Regions from separate parts of the Mus musculus genome. Here region 1 is linked to region 2. A link is a loop called in an ENCODE intact Hi-C map of the cell type or tissue named here. Cell type or tissue: left cerebral cortex. All regions are shown on one strand.

Region 1 (5,000 bases), 260 kb after region 2:
AAAACCATTCCCCTCCCCACTACTAGAGACAGGAAGGACATACAGGGATGGGTCTTATGACTCCAGGCTTCCTACAGTGTACAGTATTTGTCTGGCGACACCACCTACTTCAGAGCTACTTACCGGTCAGAGAGCCTGTGCAAGGTTGCTTATCTCCGCCCACCTCGGCAGAGGGAACATGGGTACCAGGCACTACGGCTGGCTTGGATAGGGCGAAGCGGCCTCTTTTACTCGAATGCACACTGTAGGCCCTAAGGATCCTTCAGTAAGTATACCACGCTGTTTGTTAAGTTTCCAGTGGCAGAGACAGCCAGAGGAGGGCAGGACTGCGATCACTCACAGCCTGAATACCTTTAGAAAGAAAACAAACTCCCCTTCGACGCCCGTTTTCTGCTATGCAGGCAGGTAACTAACTCATCCACTAAAACAACAGTTCCTTAAGAATAAAGGAAGGTGGGGCAGAGAATATACACAAGACTCCCCCACAAAAACCCAAGCTACAAGCCTAGCGTCTCGGTAACGAACGAAGCCTTCTGATGTGACTCCGGGTGCTTACAGGCCCCGACACGGCCCAGTACTCACGGCCTTCCGCACTCTCACTCGCCTAACTACGGAGCCCAGCACCGCCCAGAACGCGTCTGGGAGCTACTGGGAAGCTCAGATTATCTGTTGCGGGGTCGGCGGAACTCAGTTCGCCAAGAGTAGGGGGGCAGTGGGCCGTGCTCCCAACCCTGTATTCTCCCGTGGCACAGCGGCTGGGCCCTAGTGCCCCGAAGGCCGAGACTCGGAGGCCGCGAGCGAGAGGAGGCCGCCGTGGCTCCGCTCGGCGCCTCCCGGAAGCTCACTGGGAACGGCGGCGAGTCCGGGCGAAGATGGGAGTGCGTGCGCAGGCCGGTGGCGGCTCACCTGGGCGACCGCGGCCCGGACCGTCGCGGCGGCAGAGGCGGCGGCGCTCCTTTGTCTCGGGACTTCCCTCCGCGCCCGCCGCGCGCAGCACGGAGCGCAGGACCCCAGCGGGCGGGGCGGGGCCTGAGCTGGGCTGCCCGCCACACGCCTGCTCAGCTTACCGTCCCTCCCGTCCGGTGGCCTACGCGTCTACTTAAACACGAGCTTCCCGCAGCCCGCACGCGGCTGCCGCGCCCTCGTTGCCCGCGACCGCCTAAGGAGCCCGAGCCCAGGGCGCCTGTCCAAGCAGGCGGTGCCCTGAACGGCCGCACTCTTAAAGGGGCCGCGTCCTAGGCTCGAGGGAGCGTCTGCAAACTCCTCTTCGGGATGAGCGCGTCCACTCGAGGACACATCAGAGAGTCGTGTGAGGAAAAAGAAGCATAGATTCCCAAGGGTCATCCGGATGCTCAGAGGGCACCTTCCCGGGCACAGGCTCTGGAGGTATCCTTGGGCTCAAGGCCCGAGTCCCGGGAGCAAAGATCACTGAGGCCTAAACATCCTGGGAATCGTCGCAGTACGGTGACGATCCCCGGAACTTAGCGCGCTGTGACACTTTCTGCAATTGGCCAGCTCAGGAACTTGGGCGGGGTGAACCTCGAAACTATCCAATGAACTAGCCTCATACAAAGGGCCAAACGCAAGCAAAACCGACGGGGAGAGAAATGTGGATGCTCCCTAACCTACGAGTTAGCCCCCTAGTGGGGGAGGGGAATGGGCCTGCGCCGTGGGGGAGGGGCAGCACCCGCGGACCCCCCCCCCCGCGCGCGCGCCCCAGGCCTCTTCCCTGTGCCGCACCCCACACCTTAGTTCCACCTGAAACCCCTGTGCGGCTTCTGCTGGCCCCGCTGGACACGCTTTTGTCACGCCGTGGCCTAGTCCAGTTTCCTCGGCCAGTCCTCTGCAACCCAGCTCGGATGCTTCCTCACCGACTCACCGACGGGACGGGTACTTAGAACCGTCGGCTGGCCCCCTGGTGGCCATTCTGGCGCCTGCTCCTTTTTTTTTGGCACGTGCTGGAGGCCTTTCGGGGCCAGTTGCAGCCAACAAGGGCTTCCTGGGAATTTGGACTATGGGTCCAATTGCTGCCAGGGACTCCAGTGTTCATCTGTCAGTATCTCCGTCCATCTACTCACCACTCTCTCCTTCCTTCGTTCTCCTCTTACCTTTTGAGGTTGTTGGGTGCCCCAAAACAGGAACTAAGGTCCCATGCCCCTTGCCCACAATTGTCCAACATTCCCTGGAGCTCACCCTGTTAATTCCTCCTGTTCGTAGCCGTACTGTTTAAGAGTTAAGATCACAGTGAGCACCAGATCCTGAGGGACCTTGGTCTCTCATTGGGGCTGAGTTGTAGACAAGGTCGGCTTAGATACAAGTTCCTGACACACTAGATCTGTACCCCCAACAGATCTGGTTTGGATCCATCCCAGCCTGCAAAACAGCTTCCAAGTCTGGTGGCTCCTGGGCACTTAGGGATGTTGGCCTGTGAATTGTACCATCTGGGACCAAAGTTATCAGCAGATTGTCTGGGGGCTCTCATTTTGTGGCCGGTGGCTCTGAGTGGCCCAGTAATCTTTTTACTTTGTTTTTTTAGTTTAGGGTCCTATGCATTATCCCTGCCTGGCCTCCAACTGACCTTGAAGTCCTGTTCTATGTGATTCCACCCCTAAATTGCACAAATCGTACCACATCCACTTTGGAATCTACTTTTCAGCTAGGGTCACAGTTGAGCCTGGTCTGGACTCACGGATATTGGATTTTCTGCAGGAATGAGACTGAGGGAAAGACTGCGTGGAGAGGCAGCTGGAAGTCGTATGTAGTTATTGAAAGGATTGATCTGTGGTCCACAGGGCACTGCAGAAGGTTTAGAGCAGGAGTGTATGATGTAACGCCATGGTGTAGTGATAGTATGCAAATCACTCTAATCTCCCTAGCAGGCAAGCACTTCTTATGACTATCCCATGTAGATTCTTTTTTTTGTTTTGTTTTGTTTTTTTTGGTTTTTTGAGACAGGGTTTCTCTGTGTAGTTCTGGCTGTTCTAGAACTCAATGTAGACCAGACTGGCCTCAAACTCAGAAATCTGCCTGCCTCTGCCTCCCAAGTGCTGGGATCAAAGTCGTGCGCCACCACTGCCCCGGCTCCATGTGGATTCTTGAATAAAAGACACACACATGCAGCCTTATTTTTAATATGCCCTAAGCAGCCCAACAGCTGGGCCCCTCCCAACCTTCCACATTGCTAACACCTACCCTCTGAGACTCCTGAATTTATCATTTACTAAAATCTATATTCCATCTTTGCTACCCCAGACACTATTTGGGGAGGGCCCCCTGGGGCCACTCATCCTCAGCTCTTACATGGCCGTATGCTTTCTCTCCTACAGCTCTCAAGACTGATCCTCCTGCTTCCCCAGCATGGCGATTCTAAAAATCCCTCTTTTCCCCATGGTTCCCTTGCCCAGAAACTCTTATTTAAAGTCCCACCTCAGTCTCCCTGCCCAGCCATTGGCAGCCTGGCAACTTTATTTACCAATTAGAGCCAATTGGTAGGGTCCCACTGTGCCTTGCATGCAGATGTGTGAATTCTCATGTAATTTGGGAACCCAATTAATATAAGCAATAAACCAAATCCACAACACCATAGCACCACTTTGTTTGCTGAGTAGATGCAGAAGACACTTCCCATTGGTCCAGGGTGCTGAGTTCAACCAGCACAGAGAACTCATATCCGGGCAGATGCCGTGTTAAGACCCAAAGGCCCTTGTGCTAGAGGGAATGTCAGGAATGGTAATGTGGAGTTGGCTGGGTTGGACTGGAGTAGGAGGCTATATCAGCCTAGAAACTTTATATTTTTCAAGATACGCATTCTCAGTGGACAGGGGTCTTGACTGGGGCCATCTCTCTGGGTGTAAAGGGAAGCCAAGTGTAGCAGTGAGTTTGTGCTCCATGGCTTTGGCTCGCATGCACACACCCTCCTAGGAGCTATCTGGATTCGTGAATGGAGGACACACACACACACACACACACACACACACACACACACATGCTTGCCAGTTAACTTTAAAATGCCTTAGCTACTCCAAGGCTGGGTACTCCTAAACCTTCCTCTGCTACCTCAGGGCCAATCGGGGAAGTGGTCAGTGGCCATTTAACAGAAATCTCACATTGCTGGTTGGCTTTATCTCCTGCAGTCCTATGTCCATCTGTATCCCACCGCTTCATGGCAATTTCTTCCACTACCCGCCACCCACCCGCCATGTCCTAGCCCTCAAAACTCTAAGGATCTGCTCCATCTCCCTTTGCCCAGTCACTGGCCTCTGGCATCTTTATTGATCGATCAAAAACCGATTGGGGACAAGAACCTTTAGCATTTGAACACTCAGATTCCCGATTGAGTCAAAGCATTTGAACCAATCTCCAATAGCCAAGATTGAAGTGCAGTAAGAGGTTGGTGGACAATCAGTAAACAAACCTCAGTGAAGGGCCTTGGCTGTTGTGTACACCCATCCTTTTCCCAGTGGATTGGGTACTACCTAATGTAGGAGTAGGGCCCTGTGTTCCCTGAGTGTCATCTCCTGCTCTGCTGGGAGGTTGGCTCTGCACACAAGGTTGTGAATAGGGGTTGCTACTCTAGGGTCTGGTTTCAATAAGAGATTTATAAGCAAAAGTGTGAATTTGGATTCCTTGTGCTAGATATAAAAGCTAGTCTGCTTAACAAGGTATTCAACAATGAGTTTTTGGATGTGATACGAAAAACAAAACAAAAAAACTCCACAGGCAAGAAAAGTGAACGTAAATATTGTGTTTCAGCAAAACACGTTATCAGGGCTGGAGAGATGACTTAGCAGTAAATAACAGTTGTTCTAAAGGACACAGATTCAGTTCCCAGCACCCACATGATGCCTCACAAACATCTGTAACACCAGTTCATCCAGATCCAGGGAACCTGATGCCCTCTTTGAATCTTAGTCATGCACATGGAGCACATGAATTCAGGCAATACACTCAAACATATACAGCTTTAAAAAGAAACCTGCGCATTAAAAATTAATCAGTTG
Region 2 (5,000 bases):
GCCCAGCTTCTTGAGCCCTTCCTCCCCGCTGCCGGCGTCGCCCAACTTCACTGTCATCCTGCGGCGAGAGAGACGAGGAGCGGTGAGGCGGGCGGCAGGCAGAAGTTTACCGCCGGCCTCCCAACATGGCGGCCGTTGTTTGTTCCAGCGCCGCCCGCCGCCCGCCGCCCGCCCGAGGGCCCACAGAGTGCTGAGCCCGACCGGACCGGGACCCCGCCCCGCCCTTGGATGCCCCTAACCCAGGTAGACCAACACAGCCCGGAGCCACGGAAGGCACGGCAGCATGACCTGGCCTCTGCGCTTTGGGTCCCGCAGTACCGCCGTCCCGCCACCACCTAACCCAAGGAGCCGCAGCTCATGGCCCCCAGCTTGATCCCGCCTCGCTCCCCGCACTGCCCGTGCCTCCCCTCTGCTCCCGAGCCACGCGCGATCAAGCCGCGCACCTGCCTATTGCAACGGCCCGCGCTGCCCTCCGAGCCCCTAGTGCTCCATAGGCCAAAACTGCCGCTCCCTCCAAAGCTGGCATGCAAGAGAGAGACTCTGCACTCCGGAAACCTTCCCAGGAGGGAGATGGCCCGACTACACCTCTCATTCAACAAAGCCTGTTGCATAGAACAGGTTAGAGAACACCGGAAAAGTGACAGCAAACACTGTTATGTTCCAGTCGGATCTTAAGAATAGGAACTGAACTATGTAAACAATTCTGGAAACAACAAAATTCTTGCTTTAACTTCTACCACTGTCATAAGATATCGATAAGCAAAATAATAATTATCTGTAGCTAGGAGAAATTATACTCAGAATAAACTAAAGTTCAGGTACATTCCAACATCTTAAGACAGGCTGTGTACATGATGAAGCAGGACAGAGAAACACTCCGTTCTTTAGCAGACGCTAGGTCCAACATAACTGTTGAAAACATTCCACTTAAAAAGAAAAGCAGACAGAGCAAGGTACCAATGATAACAAAGAAACAGACTGAAGGTAAAGACAGAGATGTAAAACTCGAAGTAACACCATAAAATGGTGCTGCCAAAAACGGTGTGCAATTTTCCTGTTTGGCACTGATCTTTCAAATACTACCTTAAGAAAACCCTGGCACAGAACCACACAAGACACAACCCCACGCTAAATGATTTTATGGCACAAGACTTCGAACCTATTCACTTTTAACCCCCTCACCACGGTTCCCAAAACCCTGTCATTGTGCTAGGGAGCGAAACCCATTCCCAGAACCAGCACTGCCAACAGCACCAAGCAAAATGCATCAATCCAACAGGACCCACTCGCCGGCGCGCTGGGCCCTGTCCCCAGGCACATTCCGGTCGTTCCCCAGAGGCGGTGGACTCCATAGGAGTCCGTCACCGAAACCCGTCACTTCCTGACCGTGGGAGGCGCGGGCACTGTGGGCCTCGTCCCGGCTCCACACCCTTTGTCCCATTTCGGGTGGGAGAAGCTCGCACCTTCCTGAGGAGCTGACCGCTGGCTGCACGCGGCGCAGCCCACGAATACCGCGGCCCCTCCGCGGATCCCGAAGGCTCCCAAGTGCAGCCTACGGTCACCTTTTTCATCCACGCTTCCCGGCAGCCTGGCTCCCGGATCCCGGGCCTCCGCAGAACCGACCGGGCCCGGCAGCTCCGGCTGCGGCGAAGCCGCGACGCCGGGCTGGTGGTCAGGTGTCAGGCGCGGTCACCAAGCACTGTTCCCCTTCGCAAGACCTCTCCGTGGACTGGCGCGCGGCTAACAGGGCTGACGGCACCGGTGCAGCCGCCACTCGCCCTCCCACACCCGGGACGCCGCGCTCTAAACAGTTCCGGCTACGGCGGCCGCCGGGGACCTGAAGTCGGCGCCGGAGCGGGGAGGGGCGAACGTCCCGCAAAAAAGACGAGCACGTCCAGCTTTTCTGCGGGCGCGCCCAACCAGCTAGGCTGCCATTGGTCAGCAGGCGTTACGTGCGCGCGCCCGCACGATGTACAGGGGCGGGCCCGCAACGTGGGGCGTGTTGTGACGGCAACCTCGCGCCCTTGCGGATCATGCGTCTTTTCCGATTGGCCAACCGACAGCCAATAGGATCAGCGTGCTGGCTGTGATTGGCTGAGACTATGTTGACGGATGCGTGAGAAGAAATCACCGCCTCAGCGGGGCGTCTTGAAGCGCGCGGGAACTCGGGTGGGGACTTTGCACTTTGAAAACAGGTTTAAGACCATAAATGTATCGTAGCATAGTCCACTAACACTTTTCCTATTCGAAGCGATAAGGAAATGTGTTTTTAAAACTCTAATGCTTATGCATGTGGCGTTTGAAAAAAGTATCCCAGTTTGCAGGAGGTCCCCGCCTCTGGTTATCCCCTTGGCTCATTGGCGTGGACCGTGCTACTGCGCCTGCTCTTCAGCGACACTCGCCGTTGGCTAACACTGGCTAAAGTGCACACGGTCACCCAGGGAACCCTGTGCCTAGCTGCTGCAAGCCTCTGCTGAGTACCGCTTGCAGCGGTCTCTCGAGGCATCAACGCGCCACGCGCCGGGGCGGTGTCCGGTACTCAGAACGTTCCAGAGAAGCTCTCGAGCCGCGCCTCCCCATCCGATGCAATGCAACTAAGCTCCGCGAGGTGCCGACTGATGGCCTGCGTGGGGTAGGCAGGATGAACTCGGGGAGAAAAGTATTAGGAGCCTTGACGCAGCTTGCCCCGAGTAGCAAATAGATCTGGCCCACCCATCAGCGGAAAACCCAAACTGGTCCTAAAGTGGGCCTAAGACTCAGAGCTGCGCCGGGAGGTACCGACTGTTTTCGGTTCTTTCCGCCGCAAGTCACCAGTGGTCGTTTCGGGAGGCATCGGAGGCGCGGCTGTCCCTCGACTGCTTCCGCTTTCTTTACCGGCGTTGTCCGGGCAACACGGAGGCACAGGGAATCTGGCGAAGTTAGATTCCTATACCTAAGGTGCAGAGGGGTCTGGGGCTGGACCGGGGAGTGGCAAGAGGTGGGATGGGATCGACCTGGGACCTAGAGATGACCTGCCAGGACCCTCTCGGTTCCTCTCTGTGTGCTGGCTTCACATTGTCTCTCTGCACAATCCTAGAGCCCCCTGCTGGACTTTTGAGTTGCGGCGTGAGTCCCCCCCGCCCCCCAATGCATTTAGTATGAAGCTGGGGGAAGACAAAAAAGCCAAAATCCTCTGCTTGGTTAATCTTTGGGTGGCTTGTAAAGATAACATGACCTGAATGGACCACCTTGAACTACACTGTCCTTCAGTAATGTCTACATGATGCAGCTAGTGATCTTATTCTGGCCCAGAGAGCTAAACTTTACATCATTGGTCACTATCCCGAAAGGCTACTTTAGAACCCATCCTCTTGTTGAACAAGAGACTCTAAAAGGAGTATCTTGTCTTTAAGCCTACTTGTTAGTATGACTCCTTGGGCATAATGAATTTGACCTGCTTTCCTAAGAGTTGGCATGATGGAGGCACTCACCTCTGAAAATAATTGAATATAAAAATACTCAGTATAAAAATGAGGATCAGTTGACTGGAAAAAGTGAAATTGGCCTTTTCTTGTTTTATGGCCTACATACTTGAAACTTGTTCCTGATCTAAGGACATTAACAGATTTTTAAATAACTTTTGTGTGTGTGTGTGAGCATCAGCTTCCTAAAGTTGACTTAATATCTTTTTAATTATTTGGCTAATTCTCATTTTAAAGCATAAGTGCTGTGCTCAGAAGTGCCTCATACGTTTAATCCCAGGACTTGGGAGGCAGAGGCAGGCAGATATTTGTGAATTTGAGGCCAGCCTGGTCTACAAAGCAAGTTCTAGGACAGCCAGGGCTACATAGAGAAACCCTGCCTTGAAAAAACAAAACAAATGAATGAAAAAAAAAAAAACCTTAAGCACAAGCGAAAGAAAGAATGAATAGTTAGAACATTGTATAAAATGGACATACTGAAGTTGACATGTTGCCCTTTTTAAAAAAAAAAAAAGAAAAGATTTTTCTTATTTTGAGGCAAGATCTCACTATGTATCTTTGGCTGCCTGGAACTCACTGTAGTAGACCATATTTGCCTCAAACACATAGGGACCTCTGCTTCTTCTGAGCTGGAATTGAAAGCTTGTGCCACCATAGCTGGCTTACTTTTAATGTGTATATGTACAGGCGAGGCCAGTGGGGCATCAGATCCCAGAGGAAGCTGCCTGATGTGAGTGCTGGGAACTGAGCTCATGTATCTGGAAGACTCTCCTAACCACAAAGCCATCTTTCCAGCCCATGCAACAAATTAAATGCAGCCTCTCCCCCATCACTGTCGCTTGGTGGTCCTGACTGTCCTCTACTAAGTCGTAGCTAGAAGACGTTCTTGGGCTTTTTGGTTTCCATGAAGTTGAACGCTGTTTTTCTCTGTAGAGATGTTCTTTGATGGGTAGTTTACTTTTATTTTGTTTTAATGTTTTCTTTGAAAGTATCTGTGTACATTGAAACGATACTTATCGAATGAGAATGATCAAGAATTATTTGAAACACCACCCCCCTCCCCCCGTTTCAGTACTTGCTACTTGCATTCTCTGTTTAGTTCTCTCTTTGATAGCAATGAATTTTACTTCTTTTCCAGCACACCGTGGGTCATGCCAAGTTTAATCTTTTGCTTCTAATTTTATAGTTTTCCTTAATAGAATAATCTCTAACAAATGAATTGGCTTGCATTCATTTAAGAAACATTTTAAAGCTGCTACGTGTCCTTGTAGGTTTGCTTCCATTTTGTAATTCTGCGCGTAGTCACTAGGGGTTGGTTTTCCCGCCCTGCAGGTTTCATCCTTGACTAGGTCTGTGCGTCATCATGGCTCTGTATTTTGACCACCGAATCAAAGCTCCAGACACACCCAGCTCTCCCTCCCACATCACCTGGCACCCCACCCACCCATTCCTGGCAGTCGCATCTATAAGCCCATCTTCTGGAGGCAACGTAGACATCTACCTTGAGCAAGTGAGTCCCTGGAGCTATGTCGGCTTCAG

The links. Hi-C counts contacts between places; a loop is a spot of excess contacts. Peaks named below come from ENCODE experiments on the same cell type or tissue, not always from the same donor. Only the 100,000 strongest peaks of a DNase experiment are listed, where the experiment ranks them.
Region 1: a loop joins it to region 2, with 7 times the contacts of the local background. A loop is called at or near these places in 5 of 42 quality-filtered maps.

Annotation. Positions count from the first base shown.
Region 1 is chr17:25,272,415-25,277,414 of GRCm38, forward strand. It overlaps Ube2i (ubiquitin-conjugating enzyme E2I), which reads right to left and starts at 1,017. Exons shown (of 7, transcript NM_001177610.1): 1 at 907-1,017. Gm17801 (predicted gene, 17801) reads left to right here and starts at 1,710. Exons shown (of 1, transcript NR_027452.1): 1 at 1,710-3,114. In left cerebral cortex, CTCF peaks have their summits at 992 and 1,915 (motif pointing left); DNase peaks (open chromatin) are centred at 1,260, 1,496 and 1,882; H3K4me3 peaks cover 2,149 bases; H3K27ac peaks cover 2,355 bases.
Region 2 is chr17:25,013,968-25,018,967 of GRCm38, forward strand. It overlaps Cramp1l (cramped chromatin regulator homolog 1), which reads right to left and starts at 1,263. Exons shown (of 21, transcript NM_020608.3): 1 at 1,160-1,263; 2 at 1-58. The coding sequence starts at 57. Ift140 (intraflagellar transport 140) reads left to right here and starts at 2,119. Exons shown (of 30, transcript NM_134126.3): 1 at 2,119-2,937; 2 at 4,794-4,971. The coding sequence starts at 4,825. In left cerebral cortex, CTCF peaks have their summits at 2,573 and 3,082 (motif pointing left); DNase peaks (open chromatin) are centred at 1,420, 1,993, 2,358 and 2,823; H3K4me3 peaks cover 3,392 bases; H3K27ac peaks cover 2,859 bases.